Linked DNA regions of Mus musculus: region 2 is linked to region 1. A link is a contact called in ENCODE Hi-C or POLR2A ChIA-PET data. All regions are on one chromosome and are shown on one strand. The core of a region is the stretch at or near the end of the contact, and the rest is flanking DNA. Distances in the headings are between cores, read along the strand shown. Region 1 holds the start of Zfp704 (zinc finger protein 704). Region 2 overlaps Gm33169 (a long non-coding RNA gene).

Evidence for each region. Hi-C counts contacts between places; a loop is a spot of excess contacts on that map. ChIA-PET counts read pairs that join two places held with the same protein, here RNA polymerase II (POLR2A).
Region 2: POLR2A ChIA-PET joins it to region 1 with 29 read pairs in embryonic stem cell. The contact joins the enhancer-like site here to the promoter of Zfp704 in region 1. A Hi-C loop is called at or near these places in 1 of 37 maps with a recorded cell type or tissue (heart). POLR2A ChIA-PET finds 5 or more read pairs at or near these places in 5 of 5 experiments (Patski and embryonic stem cell).

Annotation. Positions count from the first base shown.
Region 1 is chr3:9,608,519-9,615,027 of GRCm38, forward strand. Zfp704 (zinc finger protein 704) reads right to left here and starts at 1,567. Exons shown (of 9, transcript NM_133218.2): 1 at 752-1,567. The coding sequence starts at 1,201.
Region 2 is chr3:9,642,241-9,649,394 of GRCm38, forward strand. It overlaps Gm33169 (a long non-coding RNA gene), which reads right to left. Exons shown (of 6, transcript XR_878676.2): 6 at 5,372-5,913. Among named protein-coding and RNA genes, the nearest start is that of Gm33169, 17 kb to the right of the region's middle. Within about 2 kb of position 5,056, at least 1 of the 3 ENCODE cell types and tissues checked has a DNase peak (open chromatin) inside an H3K27ac peak, as active enhancers do; it is heart, where a contact is called at or near this core.

The DNA of each region.
Region 1 (6,509 bases), core at 317-2,816:
CAGACAGTTGTGTAATAATAAACCCTTTATCTTCTGAAGATACAAAAAAACGGAAAGATCGCTCGTTGCGGTAGCGCGGATGAGGACCTGGTGAAATTTTTCAGCTGAAAGTCACATTCATTTTAAATGCTACCCCTCTCTCTCCCCACAACACAAACACCTTCCCCGCCTTCCTCTTTTGTAATCTTAAGGGGGCGGAGGGTAAGTGCTTAGGATGTCCAGTTTAAGGAGGGCGAGGAGAAACACGGGGATGGGGGAGGGGCAAAAAGCTCGCGGAAACCAAGGTCTAGGTTGTTGCTGCACAGGCTCCCAACTCCTTCACAAGTGCCTGTGATGGAACCGACCAACAACTGTTCTCAGGTGAAAGGAGGTGTTGCAGGTTGCTGGCTAGTTTCCAGAAGCTTGAACAAGAGAAGGAAGACTCCTGCCTCCCCAGAGCAGAATAAAATATCAATGCCAGGCCGATCGGGGCTCCGACCTCGTCCAGCTCCCAAGTTCCCCACCCTGCCCAGAGAAGCGCTCCTTCCTTGCCTACCGGCACGCGGGACCACGCATCCGCCCGGCCTCTGAGCACCGACAGGCCGCCGGGCGCCGCTGAGCCGCTGAGCCGCTGAGCCGCAGTTCCGCGCGCTGCCCACCGCCGCCTGACACACCCCTCCCGGCCCGCGCCGCTGCGCTCGGCCTCCCCGGCGCCCCGGCGCCCCGCCGAGCCCGCTGCGCCCCCCACCGATCCCCGGCACCTCGCACGCACCTTCACCGCGCCTCGGGCGGGGCCCTTGGGAAGCGCACGGCCGGGTCCGAGGGGCACGAAGCGCTCCTCAGCGTCCTCGTCGTCCTCGTCGCCGTCCACCACCTCGACAACCACCTCTTCGTCCTCTTCCTCGTCGTCGTCCTCCTCCTCCGCGACCCCTCGGGGCTTCTCCGTTACCCGCCCGCGCGTCCTGCGCCTTCGGCCCGCGCCCTCCTCGTCCTCGTCCTCCTCGCCCAGCAGCAGCAGGACCGGCGACGAGGCGGCGGCAGCGCGCGAGGGGCCGGTCCCGCGCGGCGGCGGCAGCGGCGGCCTCCAGCTTCCCGGTGCGGCGGCCGGGCTGGGGCCGGGGGGCGGGAGCCCCAGAGCGGCGGCCTCGGGGGCGGGAGCGGGCGCAGCGCCCCCGCGGCGGCTGCCCAGGCTGGGGCGCTTGGCCAGGCGCCTGGCCTGCATGCCTGCGCCGGGCTTGCGGGCCGGAGCGCCGGGCTCCTCGCGGGCTGCGGCTGGGCCCGGAGACGCGCGGCTGCGGGGCTTGCGGGGCCGCCTCCCGGGCTGGCCGCCGCTGCTGGCTGGCAGACGCGCGGACGCCGCCTTCGCTGGCCGGGCCCGCGGGGACGCCGGCGGCTACGGCGGGGCGGCGCGCCGGCCGCGGGCGGGGGTGGGTGTGAGCGAGCGCGCTGCTCCCGCTGCCGCTACCTCCGCCTGCGCCTCCCGGGAGCCGCGGGCTGCGCTGCGCTCCATGCGGCCGGCGGCCGGGCCGGCGCGCGCCTCTCCGGGCCCTGCGCCCGCGCGCTCAGGGCCTACCGCGGTGTCCTGGGCGCGAGCTGTTTGTGTCGTGTCTTCACCGCCTCCCCCTCTTCCCCAGTCCTCGCTGCCTTCCTGGTCTCCGTTCAGACAAAACCCGGACTGGATTTTTTTCCCCAGACCCGCGCTCTCTGAAAATCTGCCGGCTTCCCAGCAGTTGGCTGGGACACTGAGGCCACCCTTGCCCCTGGGCCCATGTCTCCCTCTGGTGGGAAAAGCGTAGGTTTAGACGGCAGGAAGGTGTTTGCTTAAGAGATTTGCTCAAGAGTGGTTCTCAGATGGCGACCACTGGTGCTCAAGTGGAGTTCGACCAGGTGTGCCAACCCCAGGTTTGGGGTCAGTTCCCAGCCTGAGTCCTCAGTCATGGAGATTCCTGCAACATTTCCCTGGCCCTCTCTACCAGGTTCCTTTGAGCACCAGGTTGTAGGCCTTGCCTCATGTTCTCAGCTCTGTGCAGGTTTGGCCCTCCTATGTGTTTCTTCCAGTTTCCACCTGAGGTCCTTACCTGGTGATATGATATGGGCCGAATTCCAAAAGTGTTCTTTCTGCTCTTGGTTTGGTCTACTGGCACTGTCCCAGTCTAGAGAAAGCAACACACCAAGTGGTCAAGATTGTTATTTCAGCTTTTTATATATGTAAGCTAGCAGAAGGCCAGTTTGCCATGTTATGAATGACTGCTGCTTTCGGAGGGAGTAAACCAGACATTCTGCATCCAGATCATGCCCCTAAATTCTATAGGTTTTGGCTAGGGCTAGGAGGGCCTTATTCATCAACAATTGAGTAAAAGGGTGTCCACATGGCCCATTGTTCTTGGAGATTGAACATCACGTGGCTTGCTAGACATGTGATGGGGCTCATTAAATGTTTATTTGGGGTACCTTCCAACCGCTAAAGAGGGATGAGGACAAGGATTCTAAAATGAACTTTGTCCTCCCAGAAACTGATCACCCGTCCAGAAAATGCCTGTTTTAAGTAATCACATCCAAAAATAGTGGTGTGTTTTAAAGCCACCTTGTTCTCACTTCCTGTGAGGCACTGGCCCACAGGTCCTGTCCGTCCTTTCTGAAATGCCTTTCCGTCAGCCCTTCCTTTCGAGTCCCAAAGCTCTGCTAACACCTCCCCACAGTGAAATTGGAAGTGCGTACAGTCTGAAGAGGAGGTGTGCACACATGCAGGTGTGCACACATGCACTCCCTGCCCCACTTCAGATACCACCCCAGAATTTATCTCCCTCAAAGTGCATTCAAAACACACCGTTTCTAGTGAACTTTTCATCTGTAAATATCCTGTTCAGGAAATTAGAATGAGCAAACCTTGTTAACTGGAGCATTGTAATTTATGGGTGTGTCTTGGATGTAGCTAGACCCTCCCAGAAGCAAGTGAATTGTTTCCGTGAGCCTAGAAAGAGTAGCCCCAGGCAAGGAGCGAAGCTGCTCTCCTCCAGATTGAAGATAGTGGCTTGGTTGATCTCATGAGATGATTTGGAGAGAGGCAGCTAAGTATATGGGTCTCTGGCAGAGGTGGGCAGGTGGCTCAAGGACCTGTACGAGGGGTGCAGAAGAGATCTTATCGACTGTTTCAACTAACAGCACAGCTGTCATGGTCATCAGAACAGCTGTGATCCTTGCATGCCATCGGGCTGATTGGCTGTCCTTAGGAGGAGTGGGCACAAAGCCTCTCCATGAGACTCAGCCTGTCCCCCAGCCACTTGTATGGAATTTTGCCCGAGTGGCACTTGTCTCTGTCCCAGCAGAGATGCTGGATTACAGAGTGTGGAAGGTTAACTGAAGGGGAGACACCCCCCCCCCCAATCTCTGCAGCTGTGGGTAAATCATTCATGCTGGGTAAGACTTTCTGGTGGCACAACTGCTTTGGGCTCACCCATGTTCTTGTAAGTCCTCCTTCATGTTTCGAAGTAAGCCCAATAAAGTCACTGCTCCCTAAGGGGTTTAGTGGGACTGTGTTCATCATCTATGTCATGACAAAACTTCTCCTGGGGAGAGAAAACACACCTATCAACTTACCCCAGATAGGGAAGCCATGACACACTAAAGTTTGGATGCCATCAAAGTCCATCTTGGTGAACTTGGTGAATGAGTGTTACTGGATCACTTACAGGAATATGGGCAAGGGCTTCTTCCAGAAGCAGGAAAGGCTGAGTTTGCAGCCCTGAGAAGGTATGGACGGGTAATAGCTTCTAAGGGAGGAAAAGGCAGTTGTCTGTAATGGTGTGACTCCAGGTCAGCCACACTCTAATTAATGGATAGCCCCATACCCAGGAGTAAGTTTATGAACAGCAAAAGCTAAAGTTGATGGGTTATTAAATTTAGACAGGTCACAAAGTTGGGGTGGGGAGATCTGGAAGGAGACCAAGGGAAGAGTTGGGGGTGAATATTATCAAAATAGCTTGCATGAAAGTTTCAAAGAACTCTTATTTTGTAGACTAATGAGTTAATATATACAGTCATCTTTAGAGTCTTATATGTAATCAGTTTAATAGAAAGCCACATCCTGCTTTTTTGTGCATTCCATGGGTTCCTGGGATGGAACTTGGAAGCTCAGGCTTGCTCAGCTAGCACCTTTACCTAATAGCCTGACTCCCTCGTCCACACCTACCCTTCCCCTCAGGGCTACAGGGATCAAACTCAGCCTCCTGCTCCTCTCCTCCAAGCCCCAGGAGAAGGAAGGCTTAGGTTGGCGTGCACGGTGAGCTGCTGAGCCCTTGTTGGAGAGAGACGTAGAGAACAATCGGGAAAGACAAGTGAACATGGCTAAAAGGTGTCCTGAGTGCTAGAGAAGGCAGAAAGGAGTAGAGTGGCAGTGCTTTAACATACAGAGATGCTGGTCCCAGCTTGCTGGTCCATGAAGGCTACAGTAGATCAGAGCATCACAAGTTCAAGGCCAGCCTGCTGGACTTCAAAATTCTACACATCACAGCATGAACACAACGAAAGAAAGAAGTGTGTTTATGTTTATGTCAAAACAAACTTAAGAAAGGCATGGAACACAACGTAAGACTCAAATCAGAACATGCCATGGCCCAGGTCTCTGTCCTATAGACTGTGCTCCAGTCTGCTCTGGGCAGGGTGATGATGGTATCGATGTACAGGGACACTCCAGCCTGCCATCTCCTGTCTGGTTTCTTGTGATCTACAGCGATTCTTAAACATTTGACATTTGAGTACCAAAGATGCAAAAAGATGTGTTTAAAAAATGATTGAAGAAAACAAGGCTCAACTTCACATTTTGTTCAATATTTTTAAGATTCAGAAAAATAGAAATCATAGTTCCCAAATCATAAAGTCTAAGCATAACCTATGCAGAAACACAGCAGCCTCACCTACCACTGATAGCATGGTCTTTAGCAACCTTAAGTAGTTAGATCTGGTGATCGAAGTAGCTCCTTCTAAAAACTATTTTTAAATGAAAAGTAATGTTTTTGGCCTTTACAAAGGTTATGAAAGTAAGATGTGACAGGTCTCCTGTGAACGATTCAACTCTGCAACAACACTGTACTTTCCTGAGTTCTAAGTAACGCCCCCTGAAGACTTGTTATTGGGGGCGGAGTCCTATATTACTCTCCCTTTCCCCATCCCTCCACTCCACATTTGCTCTGTGTGTGTGTGTGTGTGTGTGTGTGTGTGTGTGTGTGTGATTTGCAGCTTTGTTTGCCATTTAGACAGCAGTATAAGGAACATCTGGCCAGGAGTCTAGAAACCTAACTTGGACTCTGCATGTGATATTCATTAAGGCCCCCTTCTCTGAGGAGTTCATAAGTTAGGGTGGCAGTGGCTAAGATGTGCTCCCCATTTTCATAGTGGATGGTATCAACCATGACACATGTTCAGATGGAGCAGTTTTCACTATTAGCCGTCACAAATAAAACCCAATATGTGCCACAAATGTACATTCATCAATTTACTTGAGGTTGTGTGTTCTCTAACTCCAACCACTTAGCTCTGTGTCTAGGAAAATGACTTTTCGTTTCATGGCCCTCCCTGTTTGGTTGGGGACCCAGAATTTAGGCAATTACGGTTTGATGGCTATAGTCTTATTTCACTGGTTGCTGAGTGCCGAGATGCCTGGTGGATTTGCACAGTCATTGGTCCATTTGATCATACTGGTCTCCCTATCTGCAGAGCGCACACACAGTGCTTAGTCTAGCAAGGCAGATCTTTACTACCAGTGACTTGCATAGTCCTGAAGCTTCTGTCTTCCTCGTCCTGTCAGTGTTTTCATCAGCGTTCCCAGTGCAATGCAGCGACTAGAGTGCTGCTCATGGCCTGGGCAGGCCAGGGAGGAGGTCGACAGCAGGGAAATCAGCCACAGGTCAGCTGAGCCGGGGAGAACTTGAAGTGGAGGGGAGCTAGCCTGTGCCCCCCTGCATTTCTGTCTGTTCTGCTTTGTTTTCTCTTGCTGTGATAACACAAGGACCATAAGCAACCATAAATTGTAGTCCCTCATGAAGAGGAGTCAGGTAGGAACTGGAGGATCTGGAGGCGGGAATTCAAGCAGGGACCAAGGACCAGCCTGCTTTCTGAGATAATGTAGGGCCACCTGCCTAGGGGAGGTGGGCTGTAGTGGGCTGGGCCCCCTCCCTCACCAAGTGTTTATCAAGAAAACGCCCTGCAGACTTGTCTACAGGCCATCTGATAGAGGAGTTTCCTTCCCTCCTCCCTGATAATTCTTTCTTGAATCAAATCCACAAAATAACTAAGACACAGTGGCTGCCTTGCTCAGATTGCACAGGTCCCTTTGTCTGCTCCACTGGAGCAGGGTCCACAGACACTGGGACCACACCCTTAGTCTTGTGATGAGGGGTGGGGAGTTTCAGACTTCCTGGAGTACTTCGGGAAGTCTGCTGCCGTGAATGGGTTCTGTCGTCGTCGTCGTCGTCGTCGTCGTCCTAGGCTACACTTATGGCCACGTGTGGAATACAGTAGGGTGCCCTTCACCA
Region 2 (7,154 bases), core at 3,806-6,305, 37 kb after region 1:
CCTGCCACTCCCACTGCCTGCCTTCTAGCTGTTCCAGAGCCATCACGTGGTCACCTGCATCTTTACTCCAAGATGATTTGGCGGGAATCGGGTCCCTTCCCCTGCTTCATAACTGAATGTCGTAATAGTAAAATTGAACCTTGAGCAGAGCCTTGTCTTGGTTCCATTTTTTCTCTCGTGCTGCCTAGCTGTCCCCTCCCCCCTTCTCTTCCAGGTTTCCAAGATGCCTTTCCAGACTAGAACCCAGACATGTGAACCGCTAGCGGGACACAACAGATCACTACTCCCCAAATCTCTTTATCTCCTTCTTTAGCATCTTTCTGACAAACTGGCTCAGTGCACCTGCTTCTGTTCTTTTAGATCTGTGAAGCTCCTTATGTAATTCATATTGCATCCTTATATTTTACATGGTTGAGAAATTACATATTTTAAACACGTGTTTTCAGAGTTCTTTCCCACAGCTTTAAGGGCTGACCTGAAGGTCCCAGTGTTTACCATTTTGCTGAGACACAGCCACATTCTTGCCTCCTGGGCTCATGCTACTTCTAATTATCATGGAGTCATTAGCCTTAGTACAGAGTACATTCCCCAATAACCCTGGCAGGGAGAAAACTTCCAGAAGGAGGAACATGAATTAAAACATATATCTAGCTGGGCGTTGTGGCGCACACCTTTGATCCCAGCATTGGGGAGGCAGATTTCTGAGTTTGAGGCCAGCCTGGTCTACAAAGTAAGGTCCAGGACAGCCAGGGCTATACAGAGAAACCCTGTCTCAAAAAAACCAATATACATATCTATATCTATATAGACTAGATATAGATATAGATATAGATATATAAAACAAACAAGCCTTACACCTACAGCAGCCATCAACACTCATAGAAGCCCATGCCCTGTTGGCTCTGTTCTGGGGACAGTAAGTATGTCACACCATCCCTGCCATGGGTAAGTCTATGGGCAGTATTTCTATTTTTTTAATAGGATATTATTTTTACAAATGTGCTTCTGTATCAATAAATAATCAAAAGGAATACAGAGAGAAGTGAGTCTAAGAAGATGGTAGGCTGTGGAGTCTGGTGCTCTGCTCCATAAAAACAAAGCCGAGGCCAAAGCCTTCATAATAGGATTTAGATCTAGAATTTGGATTTGGAGGGGTGGCTTAATGGTTAAGCTTAAAGGTTAATGGCTGCTCTTCTAGAGGACCCGAGTTCAATCCTAGTATCGATTGTGAGCTCACTGCTATCTATAACTTCAGTTCTCGGGCTACTTGGGGATCTGATATCTCCTTCTGCCCTCAGAAGTCACCAGCTCTGCTCTCAGTGACAGAAATACTTGTAAGCCACACACCCATACACACAGAAAATTTAAAACAGAGTTAACACGAGGCTCACAGTCACAAGGAAATGGGTTGCTTTGGGTTTTTTTCTTTTTTTGTCCCAACCCGCACACCCCAACAGGGGGTGAGACTCAGGGGTCTGTGACTTTCTCTGTGCACCCTGGCTGTCCTGAAATTCACTCTGTAGACCAGGCTGGCCTTGAATTCAGAGATCCACCTGCTTCTGCCTCTAGCGTGCTCTGGTTAAAGGTGGGTGCCATTATCTAGAAAGTGTCTGCTCAAGGAAAACTCTGGAAATTGGGACCAGCTGTGAACACTTTGGTGGGTTTTTTTTTTTTTCATTTTTTCTTTTTTTCTTTTTTTGAATCTTAACCTCCATCCTAGCTCCAGGTAGCATTGTAGAGAACAGCCTGAATTCCATGTACCAGCGAGACAGAATAGACCTCATTTTAAAAGATTAATAATTAGTTTCTTTTAAAAAAAACTTGGAGACTCTGTGGAAAGGCAGCTTAAGGGGCTTATCTTTACTCCCCTTGATTTGGGAGTGGCCCAGAGCAAAAGCTACCAGGGAGGAAGGTGGGCCTTGGTGATGAGCGGTCACAGGCAGGTGCTTTGTTTGCCACAGCCCAAGGTGACAGGAAACAGTTGGCACAAACCAAAAAGTTAGCAAGAAAAGGCTGGGAAACAGGAGGTCCACAAAAACGATGGGAGGTTCACATGGACTTCCTGGGACTCTGACAGGCTTGTGGGCTTGGGAATGGCCTGGCTAGGGCAGAAGTGGACATCACCTGATGATGTTCAGCCAGGCCTCAGCACACAGGCTGCTTCCGGGTGAAAAACTGGTCATAGTTTCAGTTCCGGGCATCTAAGGAAATCTGCTGAGTTATCCTCTCATCGTGACCAAGAGTGCAGACAGTGGAAAATGTACTGGCAGCCTGGCGGGGGTGATGCCTGCCTTAACCCCAGCAGGAGGCACCCACTGGATGAAAACAGAAAAGTTTGAGTATCCTAAGGTGGTAGCTCTGGGATTTAATTTTTCTCTTCTCCCAGGGCTTGTTGCTGCTGCTGATTTTAGCTGTTGTTTATTTAACGACTTTGTGAATGAAGTTTTCCTTCCTTCCTTCCTTCCTTCCTTCCTTCCTTCCTTTTTCTTTCTTTCTTTCTTTCTTTCTTTCTTTCTTTCTTTCTTTCTTTCTTTCTTTCTTTCTTTCTCTCTTCCTCTCTTCCTCTCTTCCTCTCTCTCTCTCTCTCTCTCCCCCTCCCCACTTCCTTCCTTTCTTTTTGTGTGTATGTGTGTGTTTTACAGATAGTTTAGCCCTGGCTGTTCTTGAATTCACTCTGTAGACCATGCTGGCCTCAAAATCAGAGATCTGCCTCCTTCAAGTACTGGGATTAAAGTCATACACCCACACACAGGCCTGCCTCTCTCTCTCTCTCTCTCTCTCTCTCTCTCTCTCTCTCTCTCTCTCTCCAGGCAACAAAGGGGGATGCGTCTAATTTACGGGATAGGATTACCAGACTGTCTTTGAGGACTGATTGGACACTTGGAAAAGATCTTAAATAAACAATTGAAAAAAAAATATATATATATATATTTAATTGAAGGAATACAGACCTAGGAAAATAAATACTGAGCCAGGCCATCTTCCAGGTTCCTGTGCTCATGGCAGAGAGTAGGAGGGGCCAGCAAGCCTTGGAATATAACCCACAGACAAGCTAGGTGCCCAGCAAGGCCTGTCCACCACAGAGTTGCTGAAGTGGGGTATTTAAGTGGGAATACTGCCGGAACTCATGTTGTGAGGTCAGGAGTATGTGAATTCAGAGAGAAACTTGACCGCATTATTTCAGGGGTCTGTGTATTCTTGAAGAAATTATCAATCAAGAGACAGTTTAAGCAGTTTATTTAGCCAAGTAAACAAGCACTTCAGAGACTGGAGTGGGCTGCACCCAAAGAGGGAAACACTACAGCAGGTTCTGGGCTGAGGATTCTAAGGCTATTCTCATGACTATGCATGAGCTATATTACATACATATTCATGAAGTAAGGAGTGGTTTTTTGTTTTGTTTTGTTTTGTTTTTTTACCTCCCAACTCTTTGTAGAATGGATCTTCCTTTTACTTTATTTTTTCCCATCTCCCCACGATTGACTAGAAAAGCCCACAAGGTGTTGGGTAGTTGATCAAAAGGTTGGACTTTAGGATGCTGACCATTTGTTGGCGCACAGTCTTAGTTAGGGTTTCCATTGCTGAGAAGAGACACCATGACCAAGGCAACTCTTATAAGGGACATTTACGTGGGGCTGGCTTACAAGTTCAGAAGTTCAGTCCATTGTCATCATGGCATGGCAGCATCCACATAGACACAGTGCTGAAGAAGAAGCTGGAGGTTCTACATCTTGATTCAAAGCCAGTCAGGAAGAGACTGTTTTCCAAGCTGCTAGGAGGAGAGTCTCAAGCCCACATCCACAAAGACACACTTCCTTCAACAAGGCTACAGCTATTCCAACAAGGCCACACCTCCTAAGAGTACCACTCCTTGGACCAAGCATGCACTTGGTCCACCACATGCACATATGGGGGAGTGCCCTGGTTCATCTCCACAGGAAATGATATTAAAATCTGGGAATGAGCCAGGTGACAGTGGCCCATGCCTTTACTCCCAGTACCAGGGAAGAAGAGGCAGCGGTGTCTCTGTGAGTTTGAGGCTAGCCTGGTCTACAAAGTGAGTTCAAGGACAGCTAGGGCTACACAGAGAAACCCTGCCTGGAAAAACAATAACAAAGAAAGTGTAAATGACCCACTTTGCATAGCAGACTTTAAGAGACAATGACTGTGGTCTGTCTGAAGTTGGCTCAGAACCTGGAAAAGCAAGACAAACTTGGGACTTTGGGAAGTGGAAGCTGCCACTGAGCTCTGCTCTCTTTCTGGAGAAATGGGCATGCAGGAGACACGTGCCAAACATCCAGGGCTTGCAGCAGAGCTCGTTTGGAGGGGCTTGATGATGAAGCACCCTTTAGAAGTGGTTTGGCTGCCAGGCAGTGGTGGCGCACGCCTTTAATCCCAGCACTTGGCAGGCAGAGGCAGGTGGATTTCTGAATTCGAGAGTGAGTTCCAGGACAGCCTGTCTCGAAAAACAAAAACAAACAAACAAAAGAAGTGGTTTAGCTAAGGAGTGGAGAGGTACGTGAGAAATACAGACAACCTGCAGAGGACTGAAAGCTGCCGGTGCCAGCAAATCTGCCCTACAACTGGTGGGGGTAGAAGACGGAAAATAAGAACATTAGGCAAAGGAACTTTCTTCACACTGCATACTGCTATGAGAGAAAACACTCCAGATTTAAGAGTTTGTTCCTGTATTAGGTTTATCTTTGTGTGTTGTCTGTGTGCACATGCGCATGCGTCCTTGGAACTGGAGTTCCAGGCAGTGGTAAATATAGCAGCGTGGTGCTGGGAAAAGAACTTGTGTCCTCCTTAAAAGCAGAATATTAGTTACTTTCCTTTGCTGTGATAATATCTGATAATGAAGAGAGCACAGGGAGGAGTTTATGCTCCCAGAGGGAGAGTCCAGAGTAAAGGGAAGGTATGGCAGCCGGCCATAGGAGCAGCCAGCTGAGTGGCCAGATCTTAAACCACAACAGCAAGCAGAGAGAACAGGAAGTGGACAAGCTTGTGAGCCCTTCAGAACTTACCCCAGAGGCATACTTCCCCCAGCAAGGCTGGACCACCTCCCCAAACAGCAGCACCACGTAGGGACCAAGCATTCAAGTACCTGCGCCCATGGAGCCATTGCTCACTCAAACCACTACAAGTTACAAGTTACAGAGGGTGAAGGTGTCATTAGCCTCTGAGTCATTTCTCCAGCCCGCTCGGCTCACTTTTATTTTAGACTTGGCTCTAGGCTCCTGTATTCATAGTTCATGGGATTATCTGTGATAAAACTGTTTTTAAGAAATGACGTATTTCTCAGATAACGTTGTTAGAAGCTTTACATAATATTGTAACTTGCTTTCCTTTATTTCTGGATCTAGGTCAAGATATTTAATGACCATCCTGCTGGAGCTACTGGGTGTGGAGGAAAGTGTTTTAGTTGAATAGGGACACATGAACAATGTTATCTTAATTGTGCAGTGTGCTATATCTGCTGGCTCTGTTTTACTGGTTAAGCAACAGTTTTACAGGAAAATAACTAATAAAATATTCAGTTTCTTCATTAGAAAGTTGAAAGGCATCAGACTTTTCAAGTGCAGAGCACTGATAATGAGACAGAGATTGTTTTTTTTGTTTTTAAGTCCAATAGCATTCCGGAGCTAATATGCATAATATCGGAAATTCACAGCTCACTGAAAACACTCAATAGTAGATCTGATCAAGTAGAATAATTGGTGATTTGAAGGTAGGGTGATGGAGACTGTCCATCCAGAGAAGGAGAGACAGTACCATGAAAACTCACAAGGACCACTGTGCACACGCGCCAGAGGAGGGACCGCTCAGCCCTCCCGCACGGACAGGAGTGGATGGGCGGTGAGGAGGTGCTTGTGGGGGAACAGGGTAACTGTGGAATGGATGTGGGTTTTCCTTCTGAGGAGACAGGAAAAAAAAAAAAAACACTAGACTGCACACTTTGAAATGGTAAATTTTATATTCTATAACTTTCATTTTTAAAAAAGAAAAGATATGGAGAAAATGTAGATAAATAATGCTACGTGCTGACTGACAATTATAAGAAAATTACCATTTCTAGAGGTGCTGTTTTTCAGCTTTTTGTTACCCTTAATTTGCTGCCATTTCTTTTACTCTAAAGATGCTCTTCCTAAATAACGTATTTTATACATTTTCTCCCAAAAAGGTTCTTGCACCTGATGAAGCTTCTGGACGCACAAACCAGGATGCCCCAGAAGCTTGTCACCAAAGGAACTCTGTCACCAAACAGGGTGTGCCTGTGCTTAGGGGCCCTTGCTCTCAGCAGCTCCGGGAACGCTCCCCTCCCCCACCCAGTCCTCAGGCTCCTCCTGAGAGCCGCTTCTATTCCTTCTCACATCTTACATGGCTCTAATCCTCACTCAGCTTTCTACGGCCCCTCTAGTCCGCTGCTGTCCCCAGATTGTTGCAGAGTTGTTTGCTTTTTTTTTTTTTTAAGATTAAAAATTTTTTTAACGTATATGAGTACACTGTAACTGTTTTCAGACACACCAGATAAAGGTGTCAGATCCCATTACACATGATTGTGAGCCACCATGTGGTTGCTGGGAATTGAACTCAGCACCTCTGGAAGAGCAGTCAGTGCTCTTAACCGCTGAGCTCAGTCCCAGAGCTGTTTTTAAAGTTATTTACTTATTAGTGGTTTGCTTGTTTACATACTGTCCTATTTATTTATTTATTTATTTATTTATTTATTTATTTTGGTTTTTTGAGACAGAGTTTCTCTGTATAGCCCTGGCTGTCCTGGAACTAACTCTGTAGACCAGGCTGGTCTCGAACTCAGAAATCTGCCTGCCTCTGCCTCCCTAGTGCTGGGATTAAAGGCACATACTGTCCTTGTAGCCCAGGCCAACCTTGAAGTTACTGAATAGTTGAGGGTGACCTTGAACCTCTGAACCTCCTACCTCTGCTGGGATCATAGGCAAGGGCTACCCCAGGGAGGCCTGGCTGCTCCCGAGTTTCACAACGCACTCATTTCCAGTGGCCCTTCAACTACAGGGTTATGGTCCTGTAACTCTCCTCCCTTCCTTCTGACTTCTGCTGAGGAGCCCTCCAGCATCCATCCCAACCTCTCTGTTCCTCTCCCTTTTCACCTTTCTGTCAAAGAAAGGGCCTTCTTC